Linked DNA regions of Mus musculus: region 1 is linked to region 2. A link is a loop called in an ENCODE intact Hi-C map of the cell type or tissue named here. Cell type or tissue: heart. All regions are shown on one strand.

Evidence for each region. Hi-C counts contacts between places; a loop is a spot of excess contacts. Peaks named below come from ENCODE experiments on the same cell type or tissue, not always from the same donor. Only the 100,000 strongest peaks of a DNase experiment are listed, where the experiment ranks them.
Region 1: a loop joins it to region 2, with 3 times the contacts of the local background. A loop is called at or near these places in 5 of 42 quality-filtered maps.

The regions. Positions count from the first base shown.
Region 1 is chr5:98,165,927-98,169,926 of GRCm38, forward strand. It overlaps a transcript of Prdm8 not described here. Among named protein-coding and RNA genes, the nearest start is that of Prdm8, 13 kb to the right of the region's middle. In heart, a CTCF peak has its summit at 1,797 (motif pointing left); a DNase peak (open chromatin) is centred at 1,745; H3K4me3 peaks cover 3,740 bases; H3K27ac peaks cover 639 bases; H3K27me3 peaks cover 3,243 bases.
Region 2 is chr5:97,945,699-97,949,698 of GRCm38, forward strand. Antxr2 (anthrax toxin receptor 2) reads right to left here. Exons shown (of 17, transcript NM_133738.2): 13 at 3,472-3,513; 14 at 2,547-2,642. Among named protein-coding and RNA genes, the nearest start is that of Gm34226, 69 kb to the right of the region's middle. In heart, a CTCF peak has its summit at 1,760 (motif pointing right); no DNase peak of the experiment used is centred here.

The sequences.
Region 1 (4,000 bases), 220 kb after region 2:
AGGAAGTCTTGCAGTGAAGGTTGGAATATGGGTCTCCTTGTGTTTTCAGAGAAGCAACCTCGACCGCCAGGTTTTCTCAAGGGTCCCTCAGTTTCTCCAGGGTTCAACAGCAGGCATACCCCTGCCCCAGCCTCCCTCCTGCGATCCTGCATATGCTTTCGGGCTAAACGGCCCTTTCCCTGGTTATCTCCTCACGGGATACATCTGCTGGGTGCCTAGCATCCTCAGCTCCGCTTTCATCTTTTCGTGTCTCAACACATTGTTTCCTCCAGCCCTGATGGCAGTGTGGAAGGGAGCCATCCCACCCGGCCGCGCTTTGGGATTGGCAGCGAATGAATGATTGGCAGCGGGCATCTCTGTCAGAGCTTTGGCATGCCGCAGAGTGGGAGCCCCGTGCTAATGAATGCCATCTACACCTACCAGATGTGCCACTGGGTGACATGCCAGGTCTTTTACATAATGCCATTCTGCCGGACACGGGACAGCTGGGGGTGGGGGTATCCGTTAATGCCTTGCAGTATGAGTGGGTCTGTCTTCCCTTTATTTCGTTTTTTTTTATTCAGGCTACCGTCTATACTGTCCATAAGCCCAATTAGCTCCCATTATGTTGCCCTTAAGACTATAAAGCTGAGGATGTCAGCTCGAAATTGAAGAAACTTGAGCTCAATAAATAACTCCCCTGACCTCCCGCACACACAAAAATAGCCTCTCTTCTACTTCCCTGAGTTTGCTCTCGGCCTCTCGGCTGCCATCACTAGAGAAACCGCTTAGACGTGTATAGAACAAATCGCAAGCACCTGAGATATCTGAAATTAAATAAGGGGAGGGGAGACTCCACACGTCTCACCCCACCTCACCCCATGTTAAATGAACACGAATGAGCTTCGCACGCTTCGGTGGCCCCCTGATTCTTCTCGCTGTCTCCATCAGCAAGAAACTAAAGAGTGTTTTCCTCAAGGGAGATACCTTGTCCAAAGTGTGTGTCAAGTTATGGATAAAGTTTGGGGGTAAGAATGTTTCCTGAAGTAGGGTGAAGCGCAGGGAACTAGAGACCTGGTGGGTTGAGGGTTTCCACTCCAGAGGGTGAACTGAGGCGCTCAGGATATGCTAGATTGTCCCCTACGCTTCTGCCACATCTACCCACAGAGGGTACCCCAATCTAGGCTTCCTGGGGAGAGCAGACCTCAGATCCTCCCTAGATAGACTCCTACCTTCCTCACACTCCTCCTCCCATAACCGCTACTCTGAGACCAAAAGGCTTCGCTGCCACTAGGCGCTGCTCCCACGCGCGGGCCACTGCCCTCAGCCTAGGTAGGTTCCCCAGGCAGGGCCAGTCCCTGTCACCCGCGCCCCGCCCGCCGCCAGGCTCCAGATGGCGGTTCCTTGCGCTCTGTTTGCGGTCCCCCAGACGCCGCCCCGCAGCAGCCGGCAGCCGCTCCCTCCCTCCCAGCTGCTGCAGAAGAGCCCAGTACGGATCGGAAAGCCTAGGCTGGGATACCGGCCGGACCGCGGTTTCAGAGCGAGGGACTTCAGAGGTCGGCTCGCCCGGATTGAGCGCCCCCACATTCCGCAGGTAGGAAGCAGGGGATGCTCACAGGGACCGGAGCCCGAGCTTGCCCGCAGGCGACCACCCGCACTCTCCCTTGACCTTCCTTTTCCCCACCCCTCCTCCAGCGCGTCGAGGGCGGGGCTGGGGCTGGACCACCCGTGGGACAACCAACAGTGGCTGCGCAGCCGCCAGGAGAGGGCGCCCAGCAGCTAGAACCTGCTCTGGAGGCAGGCTGTGTCTGGGCGCCGCACCCCAGCTCAGAGGAAAGCTGCTTCGACCGGAAGGACGCCCCCTTCCGTCCGAGAGTGGTAGTGACCACCACAAGCTTAACAGCCCACTTCTCCGTTTTTCTTCTGCTCTCACTTGCTTTCCATTTCCTCCCCTCCTCTCCTCTCCCCTCCTCTCCTCTCCCCTCCTCTCCTCTCTTCTCTCCTTTCCTCTCCCCTTATCTCCCCTTTCCCTTCCTCCCCTCTCTCCTCCCCTCTTTTCCCTTCCCCTCCCCTTCCTTCCCCTTTCCCTTCCTCTCCTCTCTTCTCCTCTCCTCTGATCTTCTTCCCCCCTTCTCCCCTCCCCTCTCCTACCTCCTCTCTCTCTCTCTCTCTACCCTCCTTCCCCTGCCTTGCCTAGTTCTCTTTTCTACTCTTTCCTCCGCCCTTGCATTTCGGTAATTTCTCCTATTCTTACAGTCCGTACAAAGACTCAGGAGGAGTTTGTCTGCCCCTGGGAGATGCTATAGAGGGCGATGGGTTTCCTGCCCTGACTTGTTGCTCTGTACGATGCCTCCCTGGGTGGTGAGTCTAGCCATCAGCCCGGAGTATAACAACCCCGGGAAGTTGGGGTTTTCCTCTGACCGTGACGGGGGGGGGGGGGGGGGGGAGAGGAGGGGGTGTATTTGATCAGGGAGTGAGTGTTATGGTGAGGAGCAGCGCAGCCTCAGAATGTGAAGCTCTGGGTTCCCATTGCTAGCCAGAATAAGTGACGGGAAGTTCAGTCGCTTGCTCCTGAGCTCCTTCCTCCCAAAGCACTCGGGACACTCCGCACACTCCTCCCTTAAAGAAGACATTCCTAAGATGGAAAGTCAACCTCCGAGACCAGTCCTCTCTGTTTCTATAGAAGCTGAGGTTGGGGATGGAGAAAAGACGCTATAGGCCACGATGGCCTGGCCCCTGCGAGCCCATCTGACGTCCCCTTTAATCCCCAAGTGTCCCAGCGCGTGCCCACAGTGCCCTCCGGCCGGAGCAGGTTCCATAAGCTCTCAGAGTAAATCCCCTCGGAAACATTAATCACAGCGACCAGCAAGTGCAAACTGCGAGCCCGCCCGGTGTCTGCCCCTTAATCCCTCCCTCTGAAAAAGCAGAGGCGGACAGGGGCTCAGTTTATTCTTTACAGGAGCGGTCTCTTGACCGACTGGACGTGCTTTCCCGAGAATTCACGAAACCTTGACAAAAGTAAAGGGATGTGAGAGTGGAGAAAAGAAGTGAGGGGAGATAAGCGGGAAACTGGGGTGCAGGTTAATTACTGCGGAGTAACCCTAGCCAGGAGCCCAGAGATTGGACAGGAACGGCGGCACTGCGGTGGGGGTGGGGAGCAGTTGGAGGAACAGAACGCTGGGCTAGGTTGGGAGCTGGAGTTGGAACCCAGTTCTTTTCCTTCTGTGCTTCAACCCACGTGACCTCACGTAGGCGTTGTCCCCTTACAAGAATCAGGGTTTGCCCCTTTGGGGCTTGTTGCTCGCACTTGAGATTTCACTATCATGTCGTTCAATTAATCATATTCCAGTTCTCCTATTTTATTCAAAACCGTCTTCCAGTTCCCTCATAATCGTAATTTGCGCCATTGCCTTTTATCTTTGATTAATTAGGAAGCTGAAAATGATAATGGAGGGTTGGACCAATAAATTAGCTTTAAGAACAGACGGACCGACGTCCAGGGCTGCTGTGGGTGGGCACTGCAAAAGGGGGTGGAGGGAGAGTAGCGGCTTCCTGGGGCGAAATACACTAGCCGGCCTCAAACACGTGAGCTAGCACCACTCCCTGACTGAGTACTGAAAAGACCCCTTCCCTAGTTTGAGTCTGCACTTGGAGAGCGGCTAGTGAGGGCGGGCTTCACCATTCTTTGTGAATTTGAGGTTTAGAGACGCCCCTGTTGAAAATATTTCTTCAGCGAGGAGCTAGAAAGTTATCTTTGATTTTTGCCCTTTCCTTCTCTCTCCCCTTACTACTAATCGAGAGAGTGCGAAAATCTAAAATCAGCCCGTGGCTCCCAGGCCCAAGAGGCAAGCCCCCTTTCTCCTTCCACGAAATCGTTCACGCCTCCAGACGGGCTAAACGAGAGAGCACTTTGCGGCTCTTCACGGCTTCGCTCCAGCCTCTTTAGCTTTCAATTGAAAACCAATTAAAGGTTTCTATAAATCTGTTAGCTCCCCTTTTATCTGGGGACCCCTGATGCATG
Region 2 (4,000 bases):
TTAAAACTCTAAAATGCGTATGCATTTCATGCAGCTGTAACTTCACAACTTAATGTAGTAAAACAAGAGAAAACAGGAGACAAGATTGTTTAGTGAACACAACTCAGAGAAACAATCTAGAATGGAGCAGTAAGTAGATAAAATTTAGAGTCATTCAGAAAAATCGCTCCTAAGCCTAGCCTTCACAGATGAAACCATAGACCTTGTGATAATTAGAATCAAATATCACTGCAACCAAAAAAAAGAAAGAAAGAAAGAAAGAAAGAAAGAAAAGAAAAGAAAAGAAAAGAAAAGAAAAGAAAAGAAAAGAAAAGAAAAGAAAAGAAAAGAAAAGAAAAGAAAGAAAAGCTGGTTAAACTGGATTTCATCCAACATAGCATGCCCAGGCTCTGATGACTGCACACATGGCCCTCAGGAATGGAGGCCTAGAGAGATTTAAGAAGTTTGCTGTCTTTGCCTCATGAAGGAGCTTCTGAGTTATAATCAATCATCCCCAAACGCTTAATCTTAGGCTCTAAAAACCAGAAGGCTCCTCGTAGAAGTTTCTTCCAACTCCACAAAGGAATTAGTGCGTGTATGTGCGCACATGCACACACACGTATAAATCTTTAATATTTTGAGTTGAACACATTGAGGTGGCCTAAAAGTAAGGGAGAAAGAAGAACAAAAATCAGTTGCTAGAGAAGGTCTTGGCAGAGTGGGTATCTGTGGCCTCATTTATTACAGGGGAGATGTGTAACCACAAACTTCAGAGATGACTTCCTCCCCTCACACTTGGCTTCCGTCCTCAGCAGTGAGTTTCATAACTTCCAGAGTACACTTGCACCACTAAGAGTCTAGATAATTAAGGAGCAGGTTCATAATTTAAAAAAAAATAAAAAGTCAGTTTCAGGAGAAACTGGCAGAAACACCCATGTGAAGTTATTAGGAATTGTAGTAAGTGTGTCTGTTGTGCTAACAGATATCAAAAAGCTCAGCTCTGGCTTTCTGCAAACTCCAACCCCAGAAGGTTTAAATAAGCATTTGATTTAAAAGACTGGGGTCTGGAGAAGCAACAACAACAACAAGTATCAGATTTGACTGACTAGAACCTGAATGCTGAAGTTTTGTCCTGCAATTCAGACCATCTCAGACCTTCTATAATTAATTTACTTTCTCCAGCTTGAGCACTTGGCAGGTTTGACTGGGGGAGCTGATACAAGCAAGCATTACGGACTTGATTTTCCCACTCTGATTTTAAATTCACATTGGATAAATTTTAATAATACTTAATTCTCAATTCAGTTTATTTTGTGTATTTTTATATTGAATTTCATTGTAAATATTGGTGGGGTGGTTTTTGTTTTTTATCTTTTTAAAATCTGTTATCATCCACTTTATCATTGCATCAATAGAATAGTGCAGTGATGTGGCCAAACTGTACAAGATTCATGGACACAGACTCAATGAAAGTTGGCTCGTTCTTTTTCAAAAATTTTTCCGCAACTGAAAAGGGAGCCCAGGTGATGCAATTTCACACTCTGGAATTCAAGGACTCTTGAACTTTGGGTTACAGGGTTCTGGGAAGCATGCATGCTCTTTCTCGAGCATAAAGAAACTGCTGCAGTTTGGATATGGAAAGTCCCCTAAGGACACATGTATTAACGTCTTGGTCATCAGGAAGGCTCTTTCGGAAGGTGACAGCACCTGTAAGAAGTGTGCCCAGAAGGAGGTCTAAGACCTTTTTAGGTCTAAGGCCTTCATAGGTTGGGCCTGTAGGGGGTGATAGCAGGACATTTTTCCTCTTGCTTCTTACCTGCCCATGGTCAGCCTGGACACAGGGCCAGAACCAGGAAAGCTTATGTACCCTAGGTTAGAACTCCAAGCCAAAATAAAATTCCTTCTTTGTAAGTTGGTTTATCTAAAGTGTTTGTAACACAAACCTACTAATACAGAAACTCCCAATGGATCCTTCTGCTCAGGATCCATTCGCAGGCTCATGTTACTCTTTTCTTTAGAAAGAATCTCCATCTTTGAAATACTGGACTAACAAAAAAAAAAAATAGTTCAACATAATAAATACCTGAAGTATTAACTGGGATAGCTGGTAACTAGTAAGTAAGAGCTGTTAAATTTTTAAATGTGCCTCTTCTGTATTTGTGATAAAGTCATATTCATGGTGTTGACTATTGCAAAAGAGAATTCTCTCAAATAGTAACTAACTGTTAGTTCTTTTCAAAGAAGAGCATTGTTGCAACTGTAAATGACTGACATTTTTAAAGTTGATGTTCCAGGGTTTTTTTTCCAAAGCAGTGAGGAAACCCATAACTATTTTTATCCTTAGCATTCATAAATCTTATCAATGCAGTCCTTTGATTGATGGAGCCTGCTGTTCTTCACCAGCTCTGGACATGGTTAGGATGTTTCCCCGGAGAAGCAATGTGCACAGAGAGGACCCAGTGCTGACTAAAGAGGGATGCAATTATAAAAAGCATGGTGTCTGTGGCTGGAGAATCCTACAAATGTATACTTTAGATCAGTGATTTCTCTTCCTTTAAGAGACCAACCTCCATCCTTTTAATTCCTCCAACACCTCGACCTCCGTAGTAGGAAGCGTCCACAGTCGGCCACTTCTTGTTGGGCAAAGGATCCTCCTCCTCCTCCTATGGAGACACAGTTTTTAGAAGTGGATCTAATTAATTTATTAAAATATTGCTTAGTCAGAGGTGGGTCACAATGAGATGTTTTAAATTATTCAATTGTTATGGAAAAATGAAAAAAAATATACATGGGATATACAGTGTGTTTATAATTTCACACAACAATTCAAGTACTGTTCTACAAGGTATGGTTGATCTTCCCCTTCATCCGATTCTCTCAGCATCACCCAGTAACTAACAGACGTTGCCTTTTGAACTGAGCATTGTGTGTCTAAAGCAAGTATGCTCATCAATTCAAACTTGAAAGGATTATTCAACGTGGGGCCACATTTCAATTGCTTCATGTTTCAGTATATATGTAACTTTGAAGTATAAAATTTATAATGAAAAGACAAACATTAAAGAAGCCCTGAAAACACACAATACCAAAACATCCCTTCCTTTATGTTGCTAGTACGATGACAGCGAACAGAGTGATACAATAGCAATTATCACTCTGAAGAAAGCAATGACACCTTTCAACAGCCAGATTGGATATTTTAACAATTTTAGAGACGTGTCATCAGGACCATTAATACATGATTATAAAACCGTATTAAATCCTCATGTACTTTCGATCCTATAACCAGTCTGTCTATGTCTACCCATGAAGGGCCGATTCCTCTAGTACCTAGTATCTAGAAATCATAAGATAAAAAGTTGCAGTTGGTTTATCACAAATCAAAAAGTACATACTTGGCTGTCACAAAAATAGAATTGGTCTAATTTTGGAATGCTACTTATATATAAAAATAAAACAGCCCCTGTATCCCTTTACCAGGCATTCGCTTACCTCCATTGGTGCAGAAGGTGGTGGGGGAGGGTCCTTGATAACCTGTCACAAAATAGAACAAAATAAAATGTAAAAGGTTCCATTGCATAAGGAAAAGTAAGAGTGTACAAAATAATGGCTACTGTGGCAACTCCAGAGACGGGGTTAAGATTTACGACAAAATGTTAGTCAAATGAAGCTGACTTAAAGTTATGAAGTCTATAGCCCCTTTATTAAGAAGGGAGTATTTTTATCTTTACCAACCTGCACATCCAGAGGAAACACTATTGGCAGCATTTTACTCAGTAAGATCAAAGCCAACCCAAATTTCTTCCCAATGTTCCCTTCCAGTGTTCACTCTTTCCAAAAGCAGACTACAAACGGAGGAAGAATCAACAAACCCTTTCTTCTTTCTAGAACCTTCTCCAAAATCTTCCCAGGTTCAATAAATTCCTTGAAATATTTCTCTACCCTCTCTCTGCCATGAATTTCTGTCTTCTCAAAGAGGATTATAATTTTTATGATATTCACAGATACCTCTGTCTTCCTT